Regions from separate parts of the Homo sapiens genome. Here region 1 is linked to region 2. A link is an interaction called in ENCODE POLR2A ChIA-PET data of the cell type or tissue named here. Cell type or tissue: HCT116. All regions are shown on one strand. Links, peaks and the distances in the headings refer to the core of each region. The heading gives the core; the rest is flanking DNA.

Region 1 (5,372 bases), core at 309-5,308, 450 kb after region 2:
TATATACATATACATATACACATATATGTGTATATATGTGTGTGTATATATACATATATATACATATACATATGTGTGTATATATGTACATATATACATATACATATATGTATACTATATATACACACACACACATATATATACACATATATATATACATATATATATATATATTTTTCGAGGCGGAGTTTCGCTCTTGTTGCCCAGGCTGGAGTGCAATGGCATGATCTCGGCTCGCGGCAACCTCCACCTCCCGGGTTCAAGTGATTCTCCTGCCTCAGCCTCCCAAGTAGCTGGGATTACAGGCATGCACCACTGTGCCAGGCTAATTTTGTATTTTTAGTAGAGACAGGGTTTCTCCATGTTGGTCAGGCTGGTCTCAAACTCCTGACCTCAGGTAATCCACCTGCCTCGGCTTCCCAAAGTGCTGGGATTACAGGTGTGAGCCACCATGCCTGGCCTCATTTTATATTTTTCAAATTTATGTTCAAATGTTCTCCAAAAGATCAGCATGACTGAAGATGTTGGATGAGGAGGAGAGAGCTGCAGGGAAGGGTGAAAGAGAGGGTAGATTTATAACCTAGAACACAAGCTGGGTGCAGTGGCTCACGTCTGTAATCCCAGCAATTTGGGAGACCAAGGTGAGAGGATTGCTTGAGTCCAGGAGTTCAAGACCAGCCTGGGCAACATAGTGAGACATTCATCTCTACAAAAAATTTTAAAAATTAGCCAGATATGGCCGGGTGCAGTGGCTCACGCCTGTAATCCCAGCACTTTGGGAGGTTGAGGCAGGCGGATCACAAGGTCAGGGGATCGAGACCATCCTGGCCAACATGGTGAAACCCCATCTCTACTAAAAATACAAAAATTGGCTGGGTGTGGTGGTGCATGCCTGTAGTCCCAGCTACTCGAGAGGCTGAGGCAGGAGAATTGCTTGAACCTGGGAGGCGGAGGTTGCAGTGAGCCGAGATTGCGCCACTGCACTCCAGCCTGGCGACAGAGTGAGACTCCGTCTCAAAAAAAAAAAAAAAAAATTAGCCAGATGTGGTGGTGCATGCCTGTAGTCCCAGCTACTCGAGACACTGAGGTGGGAGGATGGCTTGAGCCCAGGAGGTTGAGGCTGCAGCGAGCCGAGATTGCACCACTGCACTCCAGCCTGGGTGACAGAGTGAGACCCTAACTCAAAAAATAAAACAAAAATAAATATAAAACCTAGAACTCAAAAAAAGGCAGGCCATGAGGGAGACGGAAGGTGGGAAGGAAGCCGTGTAATTGGGCATGGATGTGACATTTCCAATAGAAATACTGAAAATGAGTCTTGAGTCATGCAAATATTCATTCAAAAATATTTCTCGAGCACCTAATTGGGAACACAGAGCAGAAAAGACACAGGTTCTGTCCTTTGAGGAGAGATGCCACACGGCTGACAGAAGACTGGCCACTGCATAGCCTGCGGATCGCCTGGAGGGTGCTGAGCAGGAAAAGCGAAGGCCTGTAATGGCGCCTGGAGCCCGATGACTCTTGTCAATGGGACGAAAACCAACACTGCCAAAGGCTGCACCAGGAACTGGTTGTGGAGGCATAGGTGTGTAAAAGAAGCTGGAATGGATTGGAAAGCGACACACCAAATTCAGGAAAAGTGCTACCTGCAAAAATGGGAGGGGAAAGGAATGGAACCAGGAGTGGTCATTAAAAGGGAAAAAGGATTGCAAGCAAATGGCACAAAATGTGATATTTCTGGGGGGAATAAATGCATTGGTTGAGATATGTACAAACGTGGTGGGATCAAGGAGAAGGAGCACTTAGAAACCTGAGGAGGGAGATAGGGGACCTGCAGGCTGAGGAGGGGTTGGCCAGCCCCAGTGGGACAAGATGGCTGGTGGATGGGGTTCAGAGGACTTTCAGGCAGAAGCACCCCAAAAGTAAGTTTGTGTCTGCTGTGGGAAAGACTGTGGCAAGCAGGTGTGGCAGATGCATGAAAGGCCTGGGCACCCTGGAAGGACATCAGGCTTCATGCTGAGGGAGATGGGAAGCTTGTTGTGGGACAGTATGAAGGGTAAACTGAGGGAGGGAGGGGCCTACAGAGCCAGGACCTTCCTCAAGAGCCCTGGAAGCTTGGAGGCCAACACACCCAGCTGCCGTCTGCAGCGGCATTGGATGCAGCACAAATGGGGGAGAAGCCCTGGGGAGCAGTTTCAGGAGAGGAAGAGGGTGGGGAAAGGGCTCAGCAAGTTGGGGAACCAGTGGAATGGTGACAAGGCCAGGTGGAGGCTGGCTGTATTTTGGGGGCATCCAGTGCCCCATCCTAAGAGCACCCTGACCTCCTTGGAGGAGATCGCCTTATGCCCGCTTCCCTCAAGGAGGGCCAAAGGGGTCATATCCTTCCCAGCCAGCCCCAACCTGGGACAGGAATGTGGCGTCCCCTGGCCAATTGGTTGTTCTTGCCTAGGGCTTTGGCTCCTGAGTGAGTGAGATGAGGACACTGGTGGTAAGAGGTCCTTTATAAAAGCAGGTGCGGCAGCAGTGGCTGTGGCCCCGGGGTCCTGGCCGAGACTGGCTGACTGGCTTCCGTCCCCAGAGCCCTCACTTCCTGATTTTCCCAAGCCTGGTTTCCCCCTGTCTATTGTCCATTCTGTGAGCTCTCCCCACTGTGGACTTCCATTAAATTCCCCGCTGCTTAAACTAGCCAGAGTCAGTTTCCTGCTCCCAGACACAAGCATGGGCCTGAGTCAGCCGCTCAACTGACGTCCGTGGAGTCAGCTGGAGTCTCTGCAGTTTGCTCCTCACAGTGCATCTTGAACCTGATTCATTCCCCTGACCTCTCTCCAGATCTGCATTTTCTCACTCCTGGGCAGCTGCAGCTGCTTCCAGCCTGGGCTTCCTCCCAGCTCTCTACATCCTAAGTTCTCTTAAGTATCACTGCTGGACTTTGGTCCTGCAGACACCCCTGCTCAAGAAGTTCATGTGGCTCCCGCCGCCCAGTGGTCAAGTCCAGCGTCCATAGCCTTCTGTAGCCCGGCCCTGCCCCCTGCCCCGTGACTGGAGAAGCCCTGTGTTCTTGAGGGGCTCCAGGCGGGTCACCTTGCAGCCTTCTCCCAATGGAAAGCCTGTCCTAACCTTAGTGAGAGTTCAGGGTTGGGGGTTGGCTCTCTGGATCTGCGTCAGTGCTCCAAGCAACTGCCTTAGTGGGGCAGTCACTGACCCCCCTGGAGTTGCTGCCATCTACAGAAGGCCTGGGCTGGGTCAGGTGGCCGCTGGCCGTTCCTCACAGCGGAACGGATGCTCTGCAAAGGCCCTCCTGACTTTTGTTCACTTCGTCCCTTTGTGAGGCCCCAGCCCTGGCAGAGGTCATGGAGGGACCATCCAAAGGCCCCGCCTTCTCCACCTTCATCATTGCAATCCCATGAGCCAGGTGGGCACAGGTGGCTTGCACTGTGGAACCTCAGGAAAAAGGAGACAGGCATTGATGCCAGCCCCACAGAGGCACAGAGCTCTTCCTTGGCGCCTGCTGTGTGGACAAAGGCCTGGCCAGTGTGCGGAGTCTGGGGTTCTGTGATGCCACAGGCCCTGCCTCTGTGTGAGCTGCTGCCTGCAGGGCCTCCCTCACCCTGCAGCCTCATCACCTCCTGACCATTGCAGGCAACCGACCAAGCTCTCGTGTGAGGTGGGCACCCCCTGGGCTGTCTCTCCAGCTTACAAGAATGGCCCCCTTTCAAGTCATTGCCTTGAGCTGTCTAGACCCATCCAGGCAGGGTTTTAGCACAAGGCTCTCAGGAGTTAAACATGCCATGAAACATGCCCCACTTCCCAGGATATAATTAGACCAGAGTCCTCTCCCTGGGAGTGTGTGCGTGTCAGAGAGAGACAAAGAGAAAGAGAGGGAGGGAGGAAGGGAGGGAGGGAGGCGGAGATTGGCTGAGGGCCTGTCTCTGGTTCGGGGCCTGTCACCCATGAGCAGCTTGGCTCCCCGCTGAGTTCCCTCGCCTCTTGCCATTGGCAAGACACACGGAGGAAGGCTCCTGCAGAGAAGACAGACAGGCAAAGCTCCTCAGAGGGGAGCTGGCCAGGAGGCCCAGGCCTCACCCACCCCGTCACTGTCCTGGCTCTGAGGCCATCCTCACCCCTTGCTGCAGGGGCTTACCCATCTCCACTGGGTTAGGCTGTGTGCCCGACTGGCCTTTTTCCTCTGGGTATTTGGGGCATGCTCACCTGTGGACTAATGTTTTTGAGAACAAATTTTAAATGTTAATAGCCTTATTTTTTTTTTCTGATAAAGTAATAGAGGAAAACATTAAAAAGAGAGTAAATCTCCCTGCTTTGTTTTGCTTTGAGGGTCTGGCTCTGTTGCCCAGGCTGGAGTGCAGTGGCGCGATCTCAGCTCACTGCAGCCTTGACCTCCTGGGCTCAAGGGATGCTCTCACCTCAGCCTCTGGGACTAAAGGCATGTGCCACGACACTCAGCTAATTTTGTTTAGTTTTCGTAGAGACGAGGTCTCACTATGTTATCCAGGCTGGTCTCAAACTCCTGGGCTCAAGCAATCCTCCCACCTTGGCCTCCCAAAGTTCTGAGATTACAGGCAGGAGCCAAGGTGACTGGCCTATTGTTAGTTTTTTAAAGTGTGATTGTAGTATTAAGTTATAGTTTTATTTTTGTTTTTTAAAGAAGGTGGGGGGAGGGAAAGTGAGGAAAGGGGTAAAGGTTATATTTTTAAAGCATAGTCCTCCTGTTTTAGGGATAAGTACTAAAATAGGGATGACTTTACATGATATGACGACTGCTGCTTACTTTTGAAGCAGCTGTGTTGTCTAAGACATACCCTGGGGTTCTTTGTCTTGTGCCAGGAAAATTTAGGGCACGGACACACACGAGGAGTTTAGGAGTGGAGGTTTAATAAGCAGAAGAGAAGAGAAAGAGAAACAGTACTCTACGAGAGAGAAAGGTCTCCCAGTGGAAAAGACCAGCGGGCAGCAGATGTGCCACATTTTAAAGGCAGGTTTGAGGAGACGGTGTCTGATTTACATAGGGCTCACAGATTGGTTCAATCAAGTATGAGATTTACATAGCACCGGGAATGCTGGACGCCCTGCCCTAATCTTATTATGTAAATGAACTCTCCCGTTGACCAGCGCCATGTTGTCTGCTCCTTACTGTACGCCTGGCGGATAAAGAGAAAAGAAGATGGAGCCGCCATCTTGAACATGATTGGCACAATTGCTGGCATCTATGTCCCTGCAGCTAGATTTTATAGGCTGCTCTTTGTTAGAAAGGAAAATAAGTTGGGGCTGCTTTTCATTAAAAGGAAAATTTGCCGAGGACTTCCCTACCCTCACTATCTGCCTAAGTAATTTCTTAACTCCTGTATTACTTTGAA
Region 2 (5,372 bases), core at 272-5,271:
TCTCTGCTAAAAATACAAAAATTAGCTGGGCGTGGTGGTGTGTACCTGTAATTCCAGCTACTCAGGAGGCTGAGGTAGGAGAATCACTTGAACTCAGGAGGCAGAGGTTGCAGGGAGCTAAGATCGTGTCACTAAACTCCAGCCAGGTGACAGAGTGAGACTGTCTCAAAAAAAAAAAAAAAAAAGAAAGAAAAAGAAAAAGAAAATTAGCCAAGTGTGGTGGCTCACACCTGTAATCCTAGCACTTTGGGAGGCTGGGGTGGGCAAACTGCTCGAGCCCAGGAGTTTGAGACCAGCCTGGGCAACTTCGTGAAACTCTGTTTCTACAAAAAAAATTTAAAAATTAGCTGGGCGGCCGGGCGCCGTGGCTCACATCTGTAATCCCAGCACTTTGGGAGGCCGAGGCAGGTGGATCACGAGGTCAGGAGATCGAGACCATCCTGGCTAACACGGTGAAACCCCGTCTCTACTAAATATACAAAAATTAGCTGGGCGTAGTGGCAGGCGCCTGTATTCCCAGCTACTCGGGAGGCTGAGGCAGGAGAATGGCGTGAGCCCAGCGGGTGGAGCTTGCAGTGAACCGAGATGGAGCCACTGTACTCCACTCTGGGCGACAGAGCGACACTCCGTCTCAAAAAAAAAAAAAAAAAAAAAAATTAGCTGGGCATCGTGGTGTGCACCTGCAGTCCCAGCTATTCCGGAGGCTGAGGCTGCAGTGAGACATGATTGTGCCGCTGCACTCCAGCCTGGGCAATAGAGTAAGACCCTCTATCAAAAAAAAAAAAAAAAAAAAAGAAGAAGAAGAAGAAGAATTTCTTAAATTAACTATCTATGAGAATTGTCAGGTTGACTGTCGTTTTCCAGCTGAGTTTCACAAAATGGGGCCTGCTTAATAAAACAGATTGATACATTCAAATCCACAGGCTCTGGTAATTTGTACTAACGAATACTTATTTCTAGAATTGACCAGAGTTATCACAGAACTAGGAGTGTATTATTTTACAGAATAGTGGAGAACTAATTAAGTACCTATGACTTGTAAAAATAGAAGCTCATGGTTTTTAAATGGAAAAGTCTGACTGGAAACTACAGTCCTTTAATATTAATTTCTAAACTCAGAAGTGAGATTATGATACAATCGGTTGGCAACTATCTAAGTTTTTCCTAGGCAATACCTCCCGTGGCTGGGTAAAGAATATATCTTCTCACATGCATATTAATTTCTTTGAGTGAAATCTGAGTTAGGTGTAAGTTAATATTTATCAAACAGAATCTATATTAGTTATCTCTTGCTGTATGAAAAATTACCCCCAAACTTGGTGCCTTAAAGCAATAAACAATTATTTTCTTACAGAGTCTATGAGTAAGGAAGCTAGGCAAAGCTTAGTTGGGTCTCTTGGCTCTGGGTTTCTCATAAGGCTGTATAAAAGGTGTTGAGCGGGTGCTGCAGTCATCTTAAGGCTTGACTAGGTGTTGATGTTGGTAGGACTTAGTCCCTATCAGGGTGTTGCACTCAGGGCCTCCGTTCCTCACTGGCTGTTGACTAGAGGCTACCCTCCGTTTTTCTGCCATATGGACCTATCCTTTGGATTGTGACCTATCCTTTGGAAATTGCAACATGGCAATTTCCTACATTGGAATGAGCAAGTGAGAGCGCAAGAGAGAGAGGAAGATGAAAGTCACAGTCTTTTGTAACCTAATCTCAGATGTGACATTCTGTCACTTTGCCATATTCTATTCTTTTGAAAGAGGTCATTAGGTCCGGCCCAAGCACAAGAGGAGGAAATTACACAAGGATGTGAAAACCAGAAGGTACGGTGCTTAGGAGTCATTTTAGATGCAGCCTACCACAGTAACTCAGAAAGAAGGAAATACAAAAAGTAAAAATGCTTCAACAACAAGTGCTACTAAAAAAAAAAAAAAAAAAAAAAAAAAAGAATAGGCCGGGCACGGTGGCTCACGCCTGTAATCCTAGCACTTTGGGAGGCCGAGGTGGGCGGATCACGAGGTCAAGAGATCGAGACCATCCTGGCTAACACGGAGAAACCCTGTTTCTACTAAAAATTAAAAAAAAATTAGCTGGGCGTGGTGGCGGGTGCCGGTAGTCCCAGCTACTCGGGAGGCTGAGGCAGGAGAATGGCGTGAACCCGGGAGGCGGAGCTTGCAGCGAGCAGAGATCGCGCCACTGCACTCCAGCCTGGGAGACAGAGCGAGACTCCGTCTCAAAAAAAAAAAAAAAAAAAAAAAAAAAAAAAAAAAAAAAAGAATAGAAAAAGGAAAAAAAGTAAAAATGCTAACTCAGCTAAGCATCGTAATTAAAGAATATCTTTTGTATGCAGAGATGGCATTATTGATGATGATTCCTTTGGGATAGGTGGTCGGGAATAGAAAGACTGCTAATTGAAGTAAGAATACTTTTCACAAAAACAAAGATGGTTCTATGATTTATAGCCATTGTTCACCACTTGTAGAGTTCCTTGCTGTTTTTTACTTTACAAACAATTTTTATAGTGAAGCAAACATTAAACATGAATCAGCAAAGTGGTACTGTGATTTACAACTCAAAAACAATTCTGGGATACACCAATCAATCAGTAAGAATTTACTGAGCACCTACATATGCTAGAAAGTTACTGATACTAGAAAAGTATAAAACAGTATCTGCCCTCAACCTGCCCTCAAGTCTGTGGCAGGTATCGAAAATCTATGCAATAGGAATTAACCCTTTACTAGGGTATTGTATCAGATCCTGGGCTCTAAATTCAAGAGATGAAGAAAATGGGAAAAAATCCAGAGGCATGATTAACCAAAGGATTAAAAATTAGAAAACACAAAATAGCAACAACAACAACAACAAAAATTAGAAAACAGAATTTATGTGGAAAGTTTAAAGGCACATTGCTTATTTAACCTGAGGAAGGTGAAAGTTGCTTTAGTAATCATCTTTAAGTTTATGAATAGTTACACAGGAGATGGAAATAAATGTTTGTGCCCTCAATGAGAAATCTACAGGGCTGGGTGTGGTGGCTTGTGCCTGTAATCCCAGCACTTTGGGAGGCCGAGGCAGGCAGATCACCTGAGGTCAGGAGTTCGAGACCAGCCTGACCAACATGGAGAAACCCTGTCTCTACTAAAAATACAAAAAATTAACCGGGCGTGGTGATGCTTGCCTGTAATCCCAGCTACTCAGGAGAATCGCTTGAACCCGGGAGGCAGAGGTTGCGGTGAGCTGAGATTGAGCCATTGCACTCCAGCCTGAGCAACAAGAGCAAAACTCTGTCTCAATAAATAAATAAATAAATAGTTCTGAAGTCCCTTCTAAGTTCAGTTAAGTTCCACATACTAGATAGAGGCAGGAAAATGTGAAAAAAAAAAAGTTTTTATTAAAAAAAAGAGACATCTACAAGAGAATTGGATTTCTAATATAGTATATACATTAAAAAGTCTTAGAATACATATATTAAGAGAAAATTGTTTAGGAAGGCTCAATGACTTTTTTTTTCTTTAGGGCTTCTTTACAAAACGTTTCCTCACTGTTTTGACAATATCATGAAAAAAATTCAGTTTAGAATCTAGAACTGACCTGGATGGGATTCACAGGGACTGCACAGTCCCTGATTCCTCCCCGACGGTGGGAGCTTAGCTACTAGAAACAGGAACTCAGTTGGTGTCTCGAGTCAGACAAGAAAGGGGAGGCCAGGCCAGAGGCGCCACGGAACTCCCCTTAGTTCTGAATGACAACTTTTAAACCTGCAAGGTCTTTGCTCTGGAGGGAGACATTAACTTTATTATACAGGAAAGTAAACAAGTCTGATATCTGCTCTGAAGGGAAATACTATCTCTAAATTAAGGCTCACCTGTAATCCCAGTGCTTTGAAAGACCAGGGCGGTGGCTGGGTTTTGTGGCTCACGCCTGCAATCCCAGCACTTTGGGGGGCTGAGGCAGGAGGATCCCTTGAGCCCAGAAATTTGAGACCAGCCTTGGCAACACAGGGAGACCTCATCTCTATATAAAATTGAAAAATCAGCTGGGCATGGGGGCACGTGTCTGAAGCCCTAGCTACTCAGGAGGCTGAGGAATGCACCACCACACTATAGCCTGGGCAACAGTGAGACTGTGTCTCAAAAACAAACAAAAAACTATATTTGACTATTCTGAATATACCATATTGAGATAAACTTGCTGTTCTCAAGAGCCCCTTTACATAATAAGATCAGATAAATTATAATTGTTGAGGTTTTTATACTTTTTTTTTTTTTTTTTTGAGATGAAGTCTTGCTCTGTCGCCAGGCTGGAGTGCAGTGGTGCAATCTAAGCTCACTGCAGCCTCTGCCTCCCAGGTTCAAGTGATTCTCCTGCCTCAGCTACCCTAGTAGCTGGGATTATAAGTGCGCACCACCACACCCAGCTAATTTTTGTATTTTTAGTAGAGATGAGGTTTCACCATGTTGGCCAGGATGGTCTTGATCTCTTGATCCGCCTGCCTCGGCCTCCCAAAGTGCTGGGATTACAGACGTGAGCCACCATGCCTGACACCCCCTGCCCTTTTTTTTCTTTGAGACAGAGTCTCACTCTGTTGCCCAGGCTGGAGTGCAGCACAATCTCGGCTCACTGCAACCTTCGCCTCCCGGGTTCAAGCGATTCTCCTGCCTCAGCCTCCTGAGTGGCTGGGACTACAGGCGCCCACCACCACGCCCGGCTAATTTTTTTGTATTTTTAGTAGAGATGGGGTTTCATCGTGTTGGCCAGGATGGTCTCAATCTCTTGACCTCATGATCCGCCCGCCTCAGCCTCCCAAAGTGCTGGGATTACAGGCGTGAGCCACTGTGCCCAGCCAGGGTTAAAATCTTTTAGAACAATTATTATGCTGCTGTATTAGGAAAGCACATCCTTCCCACTTAGTAACCATCCCATTTAGCCCCCCAAAGGAGCAAAAGATGCTTTGTTCTTAGATGATTAGTGGAAGATGATAACCACATCTGTACCCACTGGCACCCTTACACAGTAACATTTCTGCTGTGCCTTCCCTTTTGTCAGAGGTAGCCTTCCGGGCGCATTTCATCCATTTGACAGGAGTGCTGACAAGAAACTCTTAGGTGATCAGGATCTAATAAGCCTGCGAGAGAGGTGGTTGTGTTAAAACCCCTTTTCAGTTGTACCCCCTTTATAAAAACTGTGTTTGAAACTTTCCACACCTCTTCTTGGCCCAAAGGTGATTATTTTTGTTCGGAAATTGTGAGATAACTCATCTGAGGTGAGGTTTTCTTTTAGTACTCCCAGGAGAAGATATATTTCTCTTTTCACTTTGAAAGTTTTCCTTTAAAAATAATTTCTTGTTTGTCCCTCTCCAAGATGGCTGCTGAAGACAAAT

Evidence for each region. Peaks named below come from ENCODE experiments on the same cell type or tissue, not always from the same donor. Only the 100,000 strongest peaks of a DNase experiment are listed, where the experiment ranks them.
Region 1: POLR2A ChIA-PET joins it to region 2 with 5 read pairs; 3 of 35 experiments call an interaction of 5 or more read pairs at or near these places.

Annotation. Positions count from the first base shown.
Region 1 is chr14:35,381,834-35,387,205 of GRCh38, forward strand. No RefSeq gene overlaps it. Among named protein-coding and RNA genes, the nearest start is that of NFKBIA, 20 kb to the right of the region's middle. RefSeq lists enhancers at 3,200-3,865, 3,645-4,167. In HCT116, for the core only: no CTCF peak of the experiment used is centred there; no DNase peak of the experiment used is centred there; H3K27ac peaks cover 911 bases.
Region 2 is chr14:34,933,972-34,939,343 of GRCh38, forward strand. The region is part of intron 2 of SRP54-AS1 (SRP54 antisense RNA 1); the gene reads right to left. Among named protein-coding and RNA genes, the nearest start is that of SRP54-AS1, 46 kb to the right of the region's middle. In HCT116, for the core only: no CTCF peak of the experiment used is centred there; no DNase peak of the experiment used is centred there.